2 separate regions of the Homo sapiens genome follow, and region 1 is linked to region 2. A link is a contact called in ENCODE Hi-C data. All regions are on one chromosome and are shown on one strand. The core of a region is the stretch at or near the end of the contact, and the rest is flanking DNA. Distances in the headings are between cores, read along the strand shown.

What was found. A loop is a pair of places that touch in the nucleus more often than their neighbours do. Pooled maps may share reads with other maps.
Region 1: a pooled map shows a loop between it and region 2 (2.2-fold over the local background). The contact joins two enhancer-like sites. A Hi-C loop is called at or near these places in 5 of 37 single-sample maps with no recorded cell type and 8 of 50 pooled maps.

What each region holds. Positions count from the first base shown.
Region 1 is chr2:36,527,028-36,532,743 of GRCh38, reverse strand. All of the region lies in intron 13 of CRIM1 (cysteine rich transmembrane BMP regulator 1), which reads right to left. Among named protein-coding and RNA genes, the nearest start is that of FEZ2, 68 kb to the left of the region's middle. Within about 2 kb of position 1,510, at least 3 of the 41 ENCODE cell types and tissues checked have a DNase peak (open chromatin) inside an H3K27ac peak, as active enhancers do.
Region 2 is chr2:36,239,277-36,244,770 of GRCh38, reverse strand. No RefSeq gene overlaps it. Among named protein-coding and RNA genes, the nearest start is that of CRIM1-DT, 110 kb to the left of the region's middle. Within about 2 kb of position 4,135, at least 3 of the 41 ENCODE cell types and tissues checked have a DNase peak (open chromatin) inside an H3K27ac peak, as active enhancers do.

The sequences.
Region 1 (5,716 bases), core at 261-2,760, 290 kb before region 2:
ACAGCTAGGAAGTGGCAGGGTGAGGAGGGGAACCACAGCGGGTCTGGTTCCACAGTCCGCCAGCACCTCTGTCTGTTGTGTGCCAAGCCGGATAACCTGTGGAGGGACCACTTGCCCGGACAAGGATCAATCAGTGCCACACAAACAAGCTGTTACTTCTCACTGACTCTTGAAAATGGGGACTCGAATTTATCTTTGTCTTCAAAGATAAATTGTCCTTTACCTGACTGCATCATACCTCACACAGTGCTATCAAGGAGTGGAGATAACCAAGTGGGTTATTTAGGTAATTTAGGATTCCTGGTCCTCCTTAGGAACATCTCTGTTTAACACTTCTCTCTCCCCTCACAATCTCTCCCTCCCACTCTCTCAAAGAGGATTAGAGGAGAATGTTCCAAGGAAACCATGAGGTATGACACTAACATAATAACGTTTATTTTTAAAACAAACCAATCAGGGGTTATATATCCAAATAAACATGATCCCCTTCTAAGTAGTCCTGGTAGGCTGTAAACTCTTCCAATGGTACTGCCGCTGCTGCACAGCTTTGGAATTTTCCTCTTGCGATGGCGTCCAGGGCCAATTTTGAAACGTGCAAAGAAGATGGTTACTATTTCACAGTTACACCTTGGTTTAGATCGGCTTCGCTACTTATTTTTCTCAGCTATGGCCCCTATCTTATCCGTCAGATTCAGTTTGAAATGACTTTTGGCCTCTTTCAGAAACAAAGTCTCTGCAAGAATACAAAGATTTACTTCTGCCATCACCGTCAACTACGTCAGGGACCTGGAGCCCTTTGCTGGATGCAGCTGGTCCTTCCATGGGGCTGCTTACCTCATGGGATGCTCAGACAAACATCTTCTTTTCTTTTGGGATTCAGATATGAGCAATATTATCTTGCATCACATATGATTACAATAAAAATATACAATGTCTTTCAGCAGTAGAGTCTGGAAAATTCAGTGTGGGTTCCCTCCTGCCTATTTTCCCTCAATTCTGGTTCATATCACAAGAGGAGGAAGAAGCGGCAAGGCCTTGAAATGTTAATTCCTTTCCGGTTAACTTCTTCAACTGTTTAAACTTCATTATCTTACCTCTTTTCAAGATAAGAAAAGAAGACTTAACAGGCTGTTAAGGCTGGACTTTGTTTTTACTCCTGAGCTATTTTAATTATGCCATAAAACTAATTAACAGCTAGGGAAAATCTAGAACTGTGTTATTTTCTTCCTCTACAAAGATCCAATTTAGTATTCCAGGAGTCACTGAGATGGTGGCACAGCCCTGCTCTGAAACTGACCATGATGTAGGATATACATGAGCCTCTGGAAAAAAAAAAAAACAAAAAACCAAAAACCAAAAACGCATCTCCAGATTCTTCCTCCTCTTTCCTCTGTGGAAGGATATAAAAACCAAAATGGACTCTAACCTATGTTATAGTTGGATTTCTTGATTTCTGCCTAGGAGGCAACTTCTTACATAGATACTTCAATTTCTAAATCTGGTGGTCATGAAGTCAGAGGCTTGGTGTGGGAGTAACCTCCTGGGAGGAAGTCAGGCTGCTTTAGAAATTGCATCAGTTCTTTCAAATCTCCTGCGTACTATTTAGAGTCCTGAAAAGTAATTTACTCTGGGATCCTGGTGGCCAAGAAGCTAAATGCAGCTCTTAATCTCAGAATAAGTCTCACTGCAAAACAAGCCAACACAGTACTATAACGGGGGCATTTGTTCTTCCCACACATTGAGATCAAGGCCCCCCGAGTGTCATCCTAAGTGTTGGGGATGCAGACGTGAACAAGGCATTCAAGGCCTTGGTCCTCAGGAGACGCTCCTGCACCCAGAGGGTCTCGTCAGCTTTGTGGGAGTCCATATCCAAATGGATGAGCCCAGTGTCTGGAAAAGACGCGCAGACAGCTGGTCCTGCTAATAACATGATATTACAGTTTGGGTTCTTAAGTTTGAGGTTTGAGGGATTTACAGAAAACTTCAGTGAAGTCATTTAGGCAGGCATACAAAGGGCCCATGTATACTATGGGTAACATGAGATTTAGAAAGGGGAGCGGTAGAAAAGGCAGCCAAGTATTACCAATGACATAGCTGACCTGGGCAAGAATAGGGGAAGTACTTCTAAAAATGTTAGTTTATACCTGTAACAATGCATTACAGCACTCTCTAAGCCACAAAGGAATAAAATACCACTTTCATTTCACTTTCTAACAAGACACTGAAATCCCTGGCTTGTCATGTGCTTTTCATTCTGTATTGTCGGTCACATGCTGGGCACAAACTCCACACTTGGAGAATAAATAGAATGTGAGCACCTCCTGTTTGAGAAACTGGCTTCACTTGTTTTTTTAAAAAACATAAAGAAGAGACTTAAACACATGGAAATTGTAATGATGCAGGGATCTGAGAAAATAATGTACGGGCCACTAAGAACTCATAGACAGAAGATGATGACTGATTTTCAATGCGCTGACTCACCAGGCCTTTACAGACTGTAAAAGAATGAAAAGATGGAACTCAACTGAAGTCTTGCTCAAAACAGATGCAGGGGGCCTAGACAATTTCAATGAGGCAGAGATCTAATACACAGTCATTCTGTCAGGAAATGATTAAAGAATTCTGGTTAAAAATGCAACAAATGCTTACTGATTTAATTAAATCTTTGGGTATTTTACTTTATAACTTTTAGCTTCCAATAAAAAAAAATCTGATCTTAATCCATCTTTCTTTTAAAAAAATGAGGTACATGCTGTCATGTCGGCTGACTCCTACCTCTCCATACTGCCTCAATCTTAATTGCTGTGAAAGCAGATTTGGCCACAGTTTAAGGCTTTTCTTAGAATTCCATTTTTGTTTTATTTTATTTCATTTATTTCTTAGGGTAGGAAGTGCAAGTAATTTATAAAGGTTAAAAGAGCCTATCAGATTTCTTCAACATACTAGAAAGAAATAGGTGATTGCTCAGGCTTCCAAGTCCTAGTTCTACAAAAAGAAATCTCACCAAACTAGTAAACACAGTCACTTTTGGCTGAGAACCACTGCATGCAGAGGACACAATTTCTCAGTAATAGAGCTTACTCCTTGTGTTAAGCATTTGTTATGGGTTGATTAAGCACTTCATGGATAGTTGTTGAAGGAAACATTTTATTTTCAACTTTAAATGTGGTCTCATGTCATAGTAGGGCCTACAATCCAAGATGCATCTACAGGTACATGGACATTATTCACATAAATCATTTTGGAAATATAAAAATGTCATTTTAAAAGGCAGGCAGAAACAACTAAAGATCAAGGTGGCCCAAATAAGGAGGAAGAAATACAACTTCTTTTAGGACTTAAAAGAAGCAATCCATGTAAAAGTCGGGGTATACCATCTTGTTAAGAAAACCTTAACGTAGAAGCCATTGGACCTTCCAGATTGGCCAGTTTCTGCACCTATAGAAGATGTTTTATCTGGTCACAGTCCAAGTCCTGTTAAGAAGACTCTGCCAGCAGTCTCCAGAGGGTTCTTATCAGGTGGGCCCTCTTGTGATGGGGTCTTCCCCCATATCCTTGACCACTAGAGGGTACAAAATCAGGTTTGGCCTCCTGGACCAAAATAAGAGAAAGGCAGATACTGTTGGATCTCTCTGGAAATAGCAGTGCAGCAGCCTAACTTCCGTGCAGCAGAGCTCTTTAAATTAAGAACGTGGGGCTGGAGCGGAGCACACCTAAAGACTATGCAGCTTAGGGGTTTTTCCCAAGTTAACCAGAACAACTTGAATTTCTGTTTACACAGCCGGGGGCCTGGAAAGGATACTGAAGTGAGAAGAGAAAGCTGCTTATGGAAGCAGCAAGATCAGTTGCTTCCTAGGGCATAGGGTAAGACCCAAACAAACTGAAATCAAACACTGCTTATTTTTGTTGTGATAACTTTAGACCAGTTCCAAAGTTAGCATGGTGCACGACAACCAGAATGTTTTCATTTTTATACTCTCTAAACAATACACAGAAAATCATCCTGTTTCCCCTTCTTTCAAATCACACCTCTCATCTTTTGTTTCAATCTTTTTAGCACTAACTGTGACAACCTGGGCCTCCGTGTAGGTCCACAGTAACTGACAGCACTGAAGAATGTGCAGGAGGTATACATCTCCCTATGAGGGTGCGCCCTGATGATAAATGCCACGTACTCTGTTCCCAGGAATCACAGTGGATCATGCACAGTAAGTTCAGACTCTTCAAATGGGACTAGCCTCTCAACATAAACCAAAATAAATGAGCCCTATTTTCTCACTTCTGATAATGTCTAGAGGTATGAAAGAACAGTGTGGTTTGTGGGCAAGGCCCTGTCACAACACAGCTGAGCTACAGAAAGCACACTGTTTCTACCTGGGTTACGATGGAGTGACCAAAGTGACATGGGCTTTTTAAGATGGGAGCAGGCAGGATGAGGTACACTGCCAAAGCATTATCTAAGATATTCTCGGCCTCGAAAAGCTCATCACTGAGATGTTATATCCAGGCATTTCTCTTGTAGAAAGCCAGACGCTACATTTAACAGTGAGACACTAGAATCTATTTGATAATGTTACTCAGATCAGCTGCAATCTGTGTTACGAGAGCAGCAATTCTACTGAATCAATATACACTTAAATTGTGTTTACTGTTTATAAAGTATTTTTGCATATGTACATTATGTCATTTAATATTCTTGGCACTTTTGTGAAGCACAGGACAATATTATTATTGCCATCTTATAGATGAGGAAACTGAACTAGGGTTACATCATATCACCGAGACATAAAGCTAGAATGTGACAGAGCTGTGATTATAATGCTCTGGCTCCAAGGGAAGTTCTCTTTCCAATGTGCAGAAGCTTTTAATTTTAAGAAAATACACTGGAGAAGCAGCGGTGAAAAATGTTCCAATGAAGGTGGGCACCATCATATCATTATGGTTTCGAAATGCGTAACATTAAGTTTCATGGGTTGTATAGCTTAAAGATGCCTGAATTAAATATTTACTATAATTGATTCTTGGGCTGAATTAAATACACAATGACCAACAGATGTTCCAAAGAGATGCTATATATCTCTAAGATACCAGTTTAGTAGAGTTATGTTTAAATAAACAGAAATCTAAGCAAAAGGAATAATGTATTGACTTGATATAAGGTATAGACATTTCCCTATTAAGGTTAAGTATTATTTAATCATTTGCGAGTTGAAGATCACTATGGAGAAGATCACTATACAGTGACAGTATCACAGCCAGTTGAGAAGAAATACAGTCACAACACAAGCTAAGCCAGCTCCATGGCAAAGTCCCACTTCGAATATTAGTAAATATATAAATATAAAAATAGCTAACTTCTAATCAAACAGAGGTATTAATACAACCTGTAAGAAATTTTTAGTGTACCATCTACCTATAATAGAACTCATTTTCACAGATCCTTAAAGATATATGACACTTAAAAACACTTCAATGATACTCGCTGATTAGAAGGCATGTAATCAGAACATTTTAACTTAGTTCACATGGAAGTTATGAGCCACATATATACTTGTATTTATTTTATATAATGTATAAGTAAATATTTATATTATATATAATAAACACAAACAATCATCCACAATTTCTGAAGTGAGAAAGATACACTGACTCAAGAATTTCTAGCCAACAAATGACTTTAAAAATCTGACCTTGAAATATCTTCTAAAATAACACG
Region 2 (5,494 bases), core at 2,886-5,385:
TCTCAAAAAGAAGAAGAAGAAGAAGAAAAAAAGAAGTTACCTGTACTCATATGTTTATCACAGCACTATTCACAATAGTAAAGGTATGGAATCAACCTGTGTCTCCAAATGGAGGATTAGATAAAGAAAATTGGGCATATGTATACCTTGGAATAGTACTCAGCCATAAAAATGAAATGTCTTTAGCAGCAATATGGATGGAACTGCAGACCATTATGCTAAGTGAAATAACTCAGAAACAGGAAGTCAAATACCCCATGTTCTCACTTGTAAGTGGGAGCTAAACAATGGGAACACATGGACATACAGAATGGAATAATAGACATTAGCGACTCTAAAATGTGGGATAGTGGGAGTGGGGAAAGGGCTGATAAGTTACCTATTGGGTACAATGTTCACTATTCGGGTGATGGGTATACAAAAGGCCCAGACCTCACCACTATGCAATATATGCATGTTAGAAATCTGTACTTGCACCTCCTAAATATATAAAAATTACAGGAAAATTAAAATAAGCTTATACATGTGTAGGTAGCAACTAATTGACCTATACAAGAAATTATTTTATTTTATGAAATAATGATCACTAGTTGGAGACTTAAATGTGTTTATTTTAAAAGCTTTACTATTAATCTCAATCAAATCTCATCTTCTCCTCAGCTGTTGCCGTGGAAGCTGGATGTGAAGGAGGTGGGGGCTGAGGCCTGGTGCTTAGTCCCCTCTCCCCTAAGTCCTTTCCTGGGCATTGACTTCTGTGGCGTGGTAGGCAAGATGGAAGCAAGCATATGGGGAGGCAGAAGTGTTTTTACTTGACTGCCCATGTGTGGTGGTTTCACATCTTCCCTTAGGCCAATCTGGTTCCAGCTGAGGATGTTGATAGTATCTGCTGGCATTAAGGTTTCCAACCAGATGGTGTGCTTGGTCTTCACTGGGTGGCATTTATCATTGCCCCAGCCTTCCTTATCACTGAAACATTCCCTCAAGGAATAGCCATGTATCCCTTCACTTCTCCAGCAGTACACTTCTTTGGATTAGACATCCTATCTATTGGCTCAGAAACTGCCAGGGTATTCTCAGCTCATTTCTGTACTGTATTCTATGAAAGTGGAATGCTTTTCCACATGCTCTGAGGGCTGTGAAGAGCTGGGAAAGGCTGCCTAGGAATGCCAAACCCTTTAATTTCCACTGGCATGGGCTGCTCCAGTGGTCTCTATCCCTTGTAAGTCTCTAAGGAGCCAGAAATAGGCAGCCTGCTTTATATTCAAGAATGACCTATAAACTTTAAGATAAACCTCTGAAGCACTTACTTCCTCCTGTCCACAGTTGGGGAAACAGACCAAAAAATAACACCAACATACCTTCAGAGTTCTAGAACTCTCTCCTAAGGATCCCTTAGCATGCTCCTCCCTGGGGTGTTGCCAGCATGGACCTAGGGGTACTGCAGCTCAGCAAGCCCCCAGCCAGGGAGCCAGTTGTCAGTAACTCCATCTTTCTGGAACCTCCAGGCTTCACAGATAATTATATTGGCTTCTCACAGGGGAGCATCTCTTATTCCTTTATCTTCTTTTCATAAACCCTGTAGTACCCACCTCATCTGGCCCCATGGTTGACTTTTTTTTTGATGTGGGGATTGGTGGAGGGTTGAACAGTCAGTGGAAATTCTGCACTGGGTCGGCCTCTCAACAAGTCTTTCAAGGAGGTGTTGGTTCCAGTTCCAACTGAGAACAACTTCTTGTCATTATGGGATAACTTGCCTTTTCTTCAAAACAGCATGGAAAATCTCACTCTACCTGTAAATCAGAGACTATATTTGTCCTTAATCCTCAACATGTTACTAAATGCTTTTCAAATAATAGAAACTCAATAAACATTTGTTAAAGAAGAAAGACAAGGGCAGTTTGAGTAAGTTTAACTTTATTTTCAAAAAAATTTAAGAAGCTTCCAAGAGAGATGGATACTTTCTGATAGAAAAGAAGGCTATATAGAGGTTACAATGGATTTATGAGAAAAAATCTGGTTCAAGTAATCTGACATAATTCCTTGCTGACATTCTCTGATGAAAATTAATGATTGGAAGATGATGTATTAAGATATTATATGCAATTTAACTCAGGCAAAGTTGTGTATTATATAAAATAGTAGAGAAAAGGGATTTGAGAATCAGTATGAAAGCAGACAGCCAACAAAGAGAAACAAATAGGCTTTAGACTGTGCCTGTAAAGGATGAAGATAGCAACCATTTCAGTTTGTGTCTTTTTGTCTTTTAAAAACTCATTTGACTTTTTATTTGACTGACCTGACCAAATTTCCATGTTGTTTTGGAGCCATGGAAACAGAGTCATGATGTGCTATTGAATGAGACAAAATAAATACAGACGGGCTTAGGTGTTAATGAAATTTTTTATGTTTCATATGATTATTTGTGGGATTAGCTTGTATAATATAATTACTAGTTCACATTTCCTTTAAAGTCTCTCATGATTTTTTTTTCAGATGGAGAATTATATTTGGAGTATGGCAGATTTTAGAAAAATTTGTAAAGAAGGAATTATCAGTTTCTGCTTACTGTAGATACCCATGCCCTCCTAAATTTGGAGAGATCCTCACTCCATTTTGGAAGCATTCCCTTCTGAAATTGTCATGTATTGACTCTTCACTATCTCTCCCGGTAGACGTGGTAAGCTGCTTGAAGACTACATCCTATTTGTCTTTGCGTTAGCAGCAATGATCACAGAGTGTAGGACATAATAGGTACACAATAATGGTTTAATGCATGAATAAATAGTTATCAGGAGCCCCTGCACCAGTCTTACAATCCCAGCCCTGGTATTTCATATATTGGTGTAAAATCCTAGTTACCCAAATGCTTCTGAAATTGCTTGTTTCTTCCTAACCCATGATAAGATCACTCAGTTCTTTACTGATAGATGACTTCCCAATTTCCATTAGGATTTTCTCTGAAATGCATCTTGCTTGCTGGGGCACTGCTAACTTCCCAGGCCTTGCAGGCCTATTATCCAGAGACTAAACCTTGCTCCCACAGAGACCTCCATCACTAGCCTGAACTCTCTGGGGTTAAATAACCCTTCAGATTATGTTCCAGGGTTATTAGCGATACGAGAGTCTAAGCAAGTACTCTTCATTTATTTTCCTCCAATCCTGCCTACATTTATCTAACAAATTGAAAATATTATTCTTTCCTTTTGCTTATTGTACCTCTGGAAAATCTGCCAGGAAGAATTTAATAGACATTAGACTGGGGTTCATCCTTTAACAGCATAATATTTATTTCTTCACCTGAAGGTTAAGAGGGTTTAATCTTCAGAAAGAACTATTAGTTTCTACCTCCTGCAGTACAGTTGGGAAGAGGTTTCAATTCTAATCTGGGAAAGTTAAATGATGGGAATGGGTGCTGGTCATATTTCTTTAAGGATGGGCTAAGGGACTCGTACCCAGAAAAAAAAGTCTCATAAAAGTAGGTTAGAGTTCCAAGTGTTCTAGCTCTTTCAACATATGTCATGCTGCTGCCTGGGCACATATTCTTCTGATATCAAAACTGATAGTAATGTCAAAGATACAATGTGTTTTTGTGGAGGAGAACAGTGAGTGAAGTTTGGGTAACAGGTGTAGGGATTCAAGTCAGAGGAATAAGAGAATGCCACTTATGCCTCTTAAGCTGTAGCCCAAGCTTAGTAATAATCTCCTTTGAGTGTGTGTGTGTGTGTGTGTGTGTGTGTGTGTGTGTGTATCCATAATTTGAACAGTCCCAGGGTGTGCTGTGGCTTTATTGGGGAACCAGAAATGCCGAGCCCTTTTCTTGAGGTTAAGAGCTGCTGCAGAGCTGTTGGCCTCAGATAATGTTCTGATCTGGGAGACAGAGAGGACCTTCTGCTTTCACACCCAGGATCTCATTTAGAGAGTAATGTTCAGTTTCACCCCAACAATGTGCTCATTGCTGCGATTTCCAGCACTATTAATATTAAGGAACTTGTGTTTGGGGGTGGGGTTGGGGAGGGAGGAAAATAATTGGCAGGCTGAATATGCTGATCTTTTCACACACTCCTCTTTTGCTTCCTCTCTGCGGCTGCAGTTGGGTTTGCTTGCTGTCTCCACCGAGCTGACGTGTGATGTCTGCAGCGCGAGTCAAAGCCACCTCGCAAAGGCAGCCGTGTTCCCTGCCTTGACATCTCATCCCTCGTCCTTACTCAGATCTCGTCAGCCTACACGGTCTGCTCCTCCAACAGCTAATAGCGAAATGACTGCGGGGAAGGCAATGACAGCAATCGCTGTTCAGCATTTATTTTACCTTTGATTTTTTGCTGCACATAAAATTCCAGGCCTGAGCTGCGGGGCAGACATAGAGGAGAGTGCGGGGGCTTGGAAGAAGGTGGGACTCTGAAATCTGCCCCTCCTCCCCCTTCAGTACAACGTAATGTGAGCTGAGTGGTCTCTGGCAATGATTTAATGCCTCCTTTGGACATTTGCCGGTTAACATAGCAAGATTGACAGTGTGCATCGTGAGTTGTATGTAGCTACCAAGGCTCAGAGGCTGTATATTTCCCTATCCTGCATGTCATTCCTGAGACCTTTTATAAATTCAGAGGCAGGACAGCAAGCTAGGCTCCTACCATCATCTGTGTTCTTGCTTCTTTATTGTTCTCAGTACCAAATGATATTCCACAGCACCTGCTCATACTGCTTAGTGCCATATAAGGAGAACCAGGTAGGAACACATGCTGCCCTGCCCTCCAGGAGCTTGCAGTTTAAGGCAAATACCCAGACAGAGACAAATGTTATTTCTGAATCTTTTTCCTCTCTGTTACTTGGCAAACAGCTAGTGATATGGTTTGGCTCTGTGTCCCCACCCAAATCTCGTCTTGACTTGTAGCTCCCATAATTCCCTTGTGTTATGGGAGGGACTTGGTGGGAGATGATTGAATCATGGGGGCAGTTTCCCCCATACTGTTCTCATGGTAGTGAATAAGTCTCACGAGATCTGATGGTTTTATAAGGGGTTTCCCTTTTCTCTTTGCTCTCATTCTGTCTTGTCTGCTGCCATGTAAGATGTGCCTTTTGCTTTCCACTATGATTGTGAGGCCTCCCCAGCCACATGGAACTATGAGTCCATGAAACCTCCTCTTCTTCATAAATTACCCAGTGTCAGGTATGTATGTATTAGCAATGTGAAGATGGACTAATACAGCTAGCCATAGTGGACATATTACACAAACTTCATACTCAAGAGCTTCATCCCAGTCCTGTCTTGGTCATTTAATAGCTTTGTGACTTTGGGCAACTCATTTAACTCTTTCGAGTCCCAACTTCCTTATCTGTAAAGCTGTACAACAATGAAGCCTATGTCCTGGTGTTGCTGCGAGATTAGACATAGTGTTTAAAAACCAAGCTGGCCTACAGGAAGAGTTTAATTTCTGGTAGTTGACATTTTGGAGAGTGAATCTAATGATAAGTGCATGGGCATCGTCACATTTCCCGT